2 separate regions of the Homo sapiens genome follow, and region 1 is linked to region 2. Evidence: read pairs that join two places in POLR2A ChIA-PET (ENCODE). Cell type or tissue: GM12878. All regions are shown on one strand. Links, peaks and the distances in the headings refer to the core of each region. The heading gives the core; the rest is flanking DNA.

The links. ChIA-PET counts read pairs that join two places held together with the same protein. Peaks named below come from ENCODE experiments on the same cell type or tissue, not always from the same donor. Only the 100,000 strongest peaks of a DNase experiment are listed, where the experiment ranks them.
Region 1: POLR2A ChIA-PET joins it to region 2 with 8 read pairs; 4 of 35 experiments call an interaction of 5 or more read pairs at or near these places.

What each region holds. Positions count from the first base shown.
Region 1 is chr17:30,686,466-30,690,858 of GRCh38, forward strand. All of the region lies in intron 3 of LOC105371723 (a long non-coding RNA gene), which reads left to right. Among named protein-coding and RNA genes, the nearest start is that of CRLF3, 140 kb to the right of the region's middle. In GM12878, for the core only: no CTCF peak of the experiment used is centred there; no DNase peak of the experiment used is centred there.
Region 2 is chr17:30,818,521-30,822,913 of GRCh38, forward strand. The region is part of intron 1 of CRLF3 (cytokine receptor like factor 3); the gene reads right to left. Among named protein-coding and RNA genes, the nearest start is that of CRLF3, 4.0 kb to the right of the region's middle. In GM12878, for the core only: a CTCF peak has its summit at 3,621; no DNase peak of the experiment used is centred there; H3K4me3 peaks cover 3,057 bases; H3K27ac peaks cover 1,647 bases.

The DNA.
Region 1 (4,393 bases), core at 145-4,144, 130 kb before region 2:
TGGACGGGTCACTTGGTGTCCCAGTGGAATATTCGGGAATCTTCTCTGAGGCAACGGGACACACACACACACACACACACACACACACAGGCACAATCACACACAGACACACACAAAATGAACCCCCCCTCCTCAATTTCTTTACCAACTATTTTTCCCCCAGGCAGAAAATGAACCATTATTAAAACAACACGGCAACCGGCCGGGAAAACCCATTCACAGCGATTTATATCGCGTCGCCGCGGCTGCCGAAAGGAAATGGGAGGAGAAGCTCGAGGTTTAAGCGCTGGGTGAAAAATCACATTCCATCAGAGGAAGAACAGATGGGTGTTTTTTTCCTCCCCTTTCTCCCCCTTGCTTGGGCTCGGAGTCAGGAATCTATGTCAGCCGTGGGTTTGTTCTTGGTGTGATAGGGTGATTCTGGGGAGACAGAGGCCCAGCCAGGCTGCTGGGTCCCAGGGAGCAAGGGGTGGCTTGTGAGCCACTGAGGACCCCCGCTCCGCATCCTCCATCCTCCTCCCCACCGGCTCTGTCTCCTGGGCCTGTAGGCTGCCGATCTGAGCCCCATCCCCCATCCTGCTATTTTAATTTTTACATTTTCTCATCACCCCCTGGAATTACCGTCTCTCCTTATTTCCTTCCTCCTTCACAGTCTTTTTCCTTGAAGGCAGGGCCATGTCTGTCCTGTTCGTCGTTGCATCCTTAGTGCATTGAACACATAGCAGTGGCTCCCATATCTGCAGACAACCACTAACCCTCTGCCACATTCCCACCATCACGCCTGCCATCCTATCCTAACCTTACTAAGGACACCTTCCCCCACTCGCCGGCGGGCTGTGAGCGCGCTGGAAGACGGGGGCTGTTTAGTTTGTTTCCTTCATGGATGGATCTACTGTCCCTCCACCCCCAAAGAAAGCCTGATTCACAGCTTTCTGGGTGTTGGGATTGGGGGATGGGGACAGACAGGCATGACTGAGTCATTCAGCTGTTTAAAAGCTATCACTGACTTCTTCAAAATTGAAAAATGTTATCGTGGCTCCAACCTAGACCCAAAACACCTGTTCAGTTTAAACCACCCCACCCCCGCCCCGCGCCTGCCCCCACAAACATGCTGGCACCCGCCTAGGCACCACCTAGTCAAACCCCCTGGCCCATGTGGTCCCCAACTCACCCATGATGCTTTGCATCGCCTTCACCAAATGCCCCGCCCCTCCCTCTGTGTCCACCCCAGAGCTGAATCCAGCCCACAGATGTAATTGGCTTGGTCCATGCAGGGTTTAAAAACATTTTGTAATGACTTGCTAGCTCTTATTTATTTATTTATTTATTTATTTATTTATTTATTTATTTATTTTTGAGATGGAGTCCCGCTCTGTCGCCCAGGCTGGAGTGCAGTGGCGCGATCTCGGTTCACTGCAAGCTCTGCCTCGCGGGTTCACGCCATTCTCCTGCCTCAGCCTCCCTAGTAACTGGGACTACAGGCGCCTGCCACCACGCCCGGCTAATTTTTTGTATTTTTAGTAGATTCGGGGTTTCACCGTGTTAGCCAGGATGGTCTCGATCTACTGACCTCGTGATCCGTCCACCTCGGCCTCTCAAAGTGCTGGGATTACAGGCGTGAGCCACCGTGCCCGGCCCATGACTTGCTAGCTTTTAAATATAGGCTGCTTTTTCATTGTTGTTGTTGTTGTTGTTGTTTTAGAGATGGCGTCTCGCTGTGTCGCCCAGGCTGTAGTGCAGTGGTGTGATCTCTGCTCACTGCAAACCTCCGCCTCCTAGGTTCAAGCGATTCTCCTGCCTCAGCCTCCCAAGTAGCTGGGATCACAGGCGAAGGCCACCAGGCCCAGCTAATTTTTTTCTATTTTTAGTAGAGACAGGGTTTCACCATGTTGGTCAGGCGGCCTTGAGCTCTTGAACTCAAGTGATTCGCCCCCCTCAGCCTCCCAAAGTGCTGGGATTACAGGCTTGAGCCACCAGTGCCAGACCTCATGTGATTTTTGCATAAAAATCTGGATGCCTGACTTCTCCTAAAGACGAAACCTTGTCTGGGCGTGGTGGCTCATGCCTGTAATCCCAGCACTTTGGGAGGCCTAGATGGGCAGATCACCTGAGGTCAGGAGTTCGAGACCAGCCTGGCCAACATGGCGAAACCTTGTCTCTACTAAAAATGCAAAAATTAGCCAGGTGTGGTGGCACGTGCTTGTAATCCCAGCTACTCAGGAAGCTGAGGCAGGAGAATTGCTTGAACCTGGGAGACGGAGGTTGCAGTGAACCGAGATTGTGCTACTGCACTCCAACCTGGGCGACATAGCAAGACTCGTCTCAAAAAAAAAAAACAAAAAACAAAACAACCAAATTAACTGAATTAAATGAGCTCATGCTATATAAGGAACAGGCTTAGCAAGTGCTGATAAATGTTACTCATTCTTATCATTATTTGCCATAGTCTCAACCTTCCTTACTGTGTCCCTGACACTGAAGTTGTTCCATTGCTGGTGCAGTCAGTCTTTTTATCTTGGCTGCTTGGCATATTTATATTACCTACTGTCTGTCCCTGTAGGTTTGTGGCATGCTTCAGCTCAGTTCTGGGTCATCACCTCTGCTATAAAGAGGTTCCCCAGTCTGGGCACAGTGGCTCAAGCCTGTAATCTCAGCACTTTGGGAGGCCAAGACAGGAGGATCGCTTGAAGCCAGGAGCTCAAGACTAGCCTGGGCAACATAGTGACACCCCATCTCTACAAAAAATAAGTAAATAATTAGCTGTGCATGGTAGCATGTGCCTGTAGTCCCAGCTACTCGGGAGGCTGAGGCAGGAGGATCGCTTTAACCCAGGAGGTCGACTGCACCACTGCATTCTAGCCTAGGTGACGAAGAGAGGCCCTGTCTAAAAAAAAAAGAAAGAAAAAAAGGCTCTCTGGTCTTCCACCTCACTGCCCATCCGTTTCTCAACACTCCCCATTTTCGAGTTTCCCTCCCCCTCCACTGTACCGCGGGCCCCTCCAGATGCTTCATCAAGTGCTCGTGGAATTGGATATCAGGGCCTGTGTTCATTTCCTGGGGCTGCTGAAATACATTACCATAAACTAGGTGGCTGGAAACAACAAGAATTTATTATTTCACCATTCCGGAGGCCAGAGGTTGCAATCAGGGTGGTGCAGGGCTGCAATCCCTCCGAAAGCACTAGGTGAGGATTCGTCCTTTCTTCTTCCAGCCTCTGATGGTTCCTTGCTTGTGTCTGTACTGCTGCAAGCCCTGCCTGTCTTCACTTGGCCTTCTTCTCTGTGTCTAACCCCCTTCTCTTCTAAGGTCATTTATCATTGGATTTCGGGCCACCCTAATCCAGGATGATCTCATTGCAAAATCCTTAACTTAATTACATCTGCAAAAACGCTTTGTCCAAATAAGGTCACCGCTATGGTTTGAATGTCTGTGTCCCTTCCAAATCCATATGTTGGAAGAGTTGGGGTTCTTGGGAGGTGATTAGGCCAAGAGGGCCCCATTCTCATGGGTGAGATTATTGCCCTTATAATTGAGTGTGACAGTTTGGAGATTTCTCAAACAATTTAAAATTCTTCTATTTTATTTGACCCAGCAATCCCATTACTGGGTATATACTCAAAGGAATATAAATTGTTCTACTATAAAAACACATGCACATGTATGTTCGTCGCAGAACTATTCACAATAGCAAAGACTTGGAATCAGCCTAGGCACCCGTCAATGGAGGATTGGATAAAGAAAATGTGGTGCATATGCACCATGGAATACTATGCAGCCATTAAAAAAGAATGAGGCCGGGCATGGTGGCTCATGGCTGTAATCCCAGCATTTTCAGAGGCCAAGGTGGGTGGATCACTTGAGGCCAGGAGTTCGAGACCAGCCTGGCTAACATGGCAAAACCCCATCTCTACAAAAAAATACAAAAATTAGCGGGGTATGGTGGCAGGTGCCTGTAGTCCCAGCTACTCGAGGGGCTGAGGCAGGAGAATTGCTTGAACCTGGGAGGCGGAGGTTGCAGTGAGCCGAGGTCACGACACTGCACTTCAGCCTGGGTGACAGAATGAGACTGTCTCAAAAAAAAAAAAATAGAATGAGATCATATCCTTTGCAGCAATATGGATGGAGCTGGAGGCCATTCTCCTAAGCCAACTAATGCAGGAACAGAAAACCAAATACCACATGTTTTCACTTATAAGTGGTAGCTAAACACTGAGTACACATGGACACAAAGGTGAGAACAACAGGCCAGGCACGGTGGCTCACGCCTGTAATCCTAGCACTTTGGGAGGCTGAGGCAGGTGGATCACTTGAGGTCAGGAGTTCGAGACCAGCCTGGCCAACATGGTGAAACCCCATTTCCACTAAAAATACAAAAACTAGCCAGGCGTGCTGG
Region 2 (4,393 bases), core at 329-4,328:
TCGGCTCACCGCAACCTCCGTCTCCTGGGTTCAAGCAATTCTCTTGCCTCAGCCTCCCGAGTAGCTAAGATTACAGGCGCCCACCACCACACCCGGCTAATTTTTGTATTTTTAGTAAAGATAGGTTTTCATCGTATGGGTCAGGCTTGTCTCAAACTCCTGACCTCAGGTGATCCGCCCGCCTCAGCCTCCCAAAATGCTGGGATTACAGGTGTGAGCCACCACGCCTGGCCAACAGCTTTCTTTTCTTTGCTAAGCTACTGAGACTTCCTGTCTTGGTTTTTTGAAATAACTTTTGAGTGTTTTTTTTTTTTTGAGACAGTCTTCTTCTGTTGCTGAGGCTGGAGTGCAGTGGTGCCATCTTGGCTCACTGCAACCTCCATCTCCCAGGTATAAGCAATTCTCCTGCCTCAGCCTCCAGAGTAGCTGGAATTACAGGTGCATTCCACCACACCTGGCTAATTTTTTTTACATTTTTAGTAGAGACAGAGTTTTGCCATGTTGAAGGCTGGTCTCAAACTCCTGATCTCATGTGATCCACCCGCCTCGGCCTCCCAAAGTGCTGGGATTACAGGCGTGAGCCACTGAGCCCAGCCACCAACTAGTATCTTAATTAGGTACCAGGATCTTACCATTTGCTCTTGAAGGAGCAGAGACTTGCTTTTGTCAGTGTCCTGAGAAATACTGAATCAGAATACCAAAAGGTACATGAAAGCCAACATAGTCATTTTATAGAGTGAACTACAACACACAGACTAAAATACTGGCATTTCTCACTGTAGACACCTCCAGTACCTCAACTAATTCCCCTTTGATAATGTACCAAGATGAAGTTTTTGGACTTACAAAGATTAAAGACCAGGCCCTGACTTTGGCATTGTCATCAAGGTGGTGCCACTCTGTGAGGCCTGAGTGGCCAGCTGACATCACTACGTGACATTTTGATCAGTTATCTCTACTTACGTTTTTGTTTTTGAGATGGAGTCTCGCTCTGTCGCCCAGGCTGGAGTGCAGTGGTGTGATCTTGGCTCACTGCAACCTCCGCCTGCCCGGCTCAAGCAATTCTCCTGGCTCAGCCTCCTGAGTAGCTGGGACTACAGGTGCACGCTACCACACCTGGCTAATTTGTATTTTTTTAGTAGAGACGGGGTTTCACCATATTGGCCAGGCTGGATCTCTACTTATAACAAACAGAAAGGCCAATGCTGTAGAAATAGGACAAGTGATGAAAGATATAATAGAAGTGAAATATAAAAATGAATACACAAATAGAACTTATATTTTTCTTACTTGTTTTGTTTTTAGGGGTAGTAACCTAAGTATCAGCCACCAAAGGAAAGAGGAAAGCATAAATCCATGAGGGCAGTGATCTATTTCCTTGAACACAGAATCTAGGACCTAGAAGTTTCTCAGCCCTACAGTAGGCACCCAATAAATATTTATTGAGTGAATGAACAAATGAATATTTAAGGACAGTGGGAGTTAATTTCTTTGGTATTTACATCTTAGTACCAAGGATTCCAGTGAGCTATAGAGAACTATTCTTAATGATTTCAACATCAGCTAGGCCAAGTTGGCTGTAAACATTATCTGATTTCCTGAAGACAATGAACAGCTTTCTAGCCTTTAACTTATTCAAACATTAAGAGTTAACAGACAATCCTTGCATTCCTACACAGAACTTCCTTTTCTCTGAAAACAGAGGGTAGAGCCCAAACTTAACCACAAGAGGAGAAACTGCTACATGTTGGCAGTTTTGACAGAATAACTTAAAAACATTTTTATTCTTCTTCCTTCTAAATGTTCATACAACATGATTTCTCAATACGAGACAAATTTCATGCTAGAGTTTAAAGGATAAGAAACTAAAGCAAAGACAAAAGGTAGGCCAGATGCAGTGGCTCACACCTGTAATACCAGTACTTTGGGAGGCCGAGGCAAGAGGATTGCTTGAGCTCAGGAGTTAGAAATCGGCCTGGCAGCTGGGCACGGTGGCTCACCCAGGCACGGTGGTAATCCCAGCATTTTGGGAGGCTGAGGTGGGCAGGATCACCTGAGGTGAGGACTTCGAGGCCAGCCTGGCCAACATGGTGAAACCCTGTCTCTAGTAAAAATACAAAAAGTAGATGGGCATGGTGGCAGACGCCTGTAATCCTGGCTATTCGGGAGGCTGAGGCAGGAGAATCTCTTGAACCCAAGAGGCGGAGGTTGCAGTGAGCCTAAGGTTGCAGTGAGCTGAAGGTTGCAATGAGCCAAGATTGTGCCACTTCACTCCAGCCTGGGCAAAAGAGCGAGACTCTCTCAAAAAAAAAAAAAAAAAAAAAGGAAGAAACTGTCTGGGAAACACAGGAAGACATCATCTCTACTAAAAAAAATTAAACAAAATTAGGCAGGTGTGGTGGTGTGTACCTATAGCCCCAGCTACTTGGGGATCTGAGACAGGAGGATGGCTTGAGCCTAGGAAGTCGAGGCTGCAGTGAGTTCTGATCATGCCACTGCACTCCAGCTTGGGTGACAGAGCAAGACTCTGGCTCAAAAAAAAAAAAGAGGCTGGGTGCGGTGGCTCAAGCCTGTAATCCTAACACTTTGGGAGGCCAAAGTGGGTGTTCATCTGAGCCCAGGAGGCTGGACAACATGGCAAAACCCCATCTCTACCAAAAATACAAAAAATTAGCCAGGGGTGATGGCACGTGCCTGTAGTCCCAGCTACTCGGCACACTGAGATGGGAGGATCACTTGAGCCTGAGAGGCAGAGCTTGCAGTGAGCTGAGATTGTGCCACTGCACTCCAGCCTGGGTGACAGAGTGAGGTCCTTTCTCAAAAAAAAAAAAAAAGAAAAAAGGAAAAAAAGTATGCCAAGAGTTTCTGAAAAGGTTAAACAAAAAGTTACCATGTGATCCACCAATTCCTAGCTATATTCTAAAACAACTGAAAACATGTCCACACAAAAAGTTGTCTACAAATTCTTTACAGAAGCATTATTCATAATAGTCAAAAGTGGAAATAATCCAAATGTCCATTAATTGATGAATGGATAAATAAAATGTGGTATATCCACATAACAATTATTCAGCCATAAAAAGGTTTGAAGTACTGTTACATGCTACCACATCAATGAACCTTGAAACATTATTCTAAGTCAAAGAAGTCAGTCACAAGGGGCTACATACTGTATGAGTTCATTTATATGAAATGACCAGAATAGGCAAATCCATAGAGACAAAGTAGTTTTGTGGTTGCCAGGGGGTATGGGAGTGACAGCTAAGGAGTTCTTTTGGGGGTGATGAATATATACTTGAATTAGACACTGGTGATGGTTGGACAACTCTATGAATATACTAAAAACCACTGAATTGTAAACTTTAAGGCATGACTTTTACGGTGTGTGAATTATATCTCAATAAAAAAAGTCACATGCCAGGCAGCACAGTGGCTCACACCTGTAATTCCATCACCGGAAGGCAGAGGTGGGAGGATCTTTTGAGCCCAGGAGTTGGAGACCAGCCTGGGAAACGTAACAAAACCCTGTCCGCACCCCCGCCAAAAAAAAAAAAAAAAAAAGAAAAGAAATCATCTGCCAAAAAGATATAAAATCAGCAAGTAAAAAATACAGACGACAGGTGGCATCCCTTCCTCTCTGCTCTTCTCATGCTTCTCCCATGCAAAATCCTTGACTAAAGTGCCATATATTTTACAGTTATTCTGAAAATGACTGGAACCCTAAAAATATCCAAACCACCAAACAAAAGCAGCTGCTTACTTTGATAATATTTTTGTACCATAGACCTTCCTTAAAATGCAAGTTGACAGAGGACTTATGCCACAAACCCAAACATGCACAATCCACTAGAGTTAGCTTCGAGAGATGCTGTTGTAACTGCCACTGGCACAAAACACATTCCCAAAAGAGACTCACACTCACAAAAGAGAACTACATTATTACTCAGTCTAGTCAGAAGGCAATGTCATCAGGAACCTAATTGTGATCGATGTTCATTTAGTGTTTTCTGTCTGAAGCCCAAGACAATGGGCCTCAAAAACAAAACAAAACAAAGCTCATAATAAACTAAACCACAGAAAAGCATGTCCTGTATTTAAATTGTTGGATATAAAATTGAAAAAATACAGGTTTGAAAATTGAATACTGAACCATCTAGGGTGTAATCACGATTTTTTTTAATGCATCCAATATCAAGAGAAATTAATTACTCCCAGGTGCTAAACTCACTCATTTAGTGTCAACTCTGATTCTTAATTGCTAATACAAAAACAATAATCATGGTCATATAGAATACATCTTAACTGACTGAAATGTTAGATGGTATTTTAATATCTTTCTTTTCATACAATGTCTTACATCTAGAGTCCCTATTTCAAAATAGCAGAAGGAATA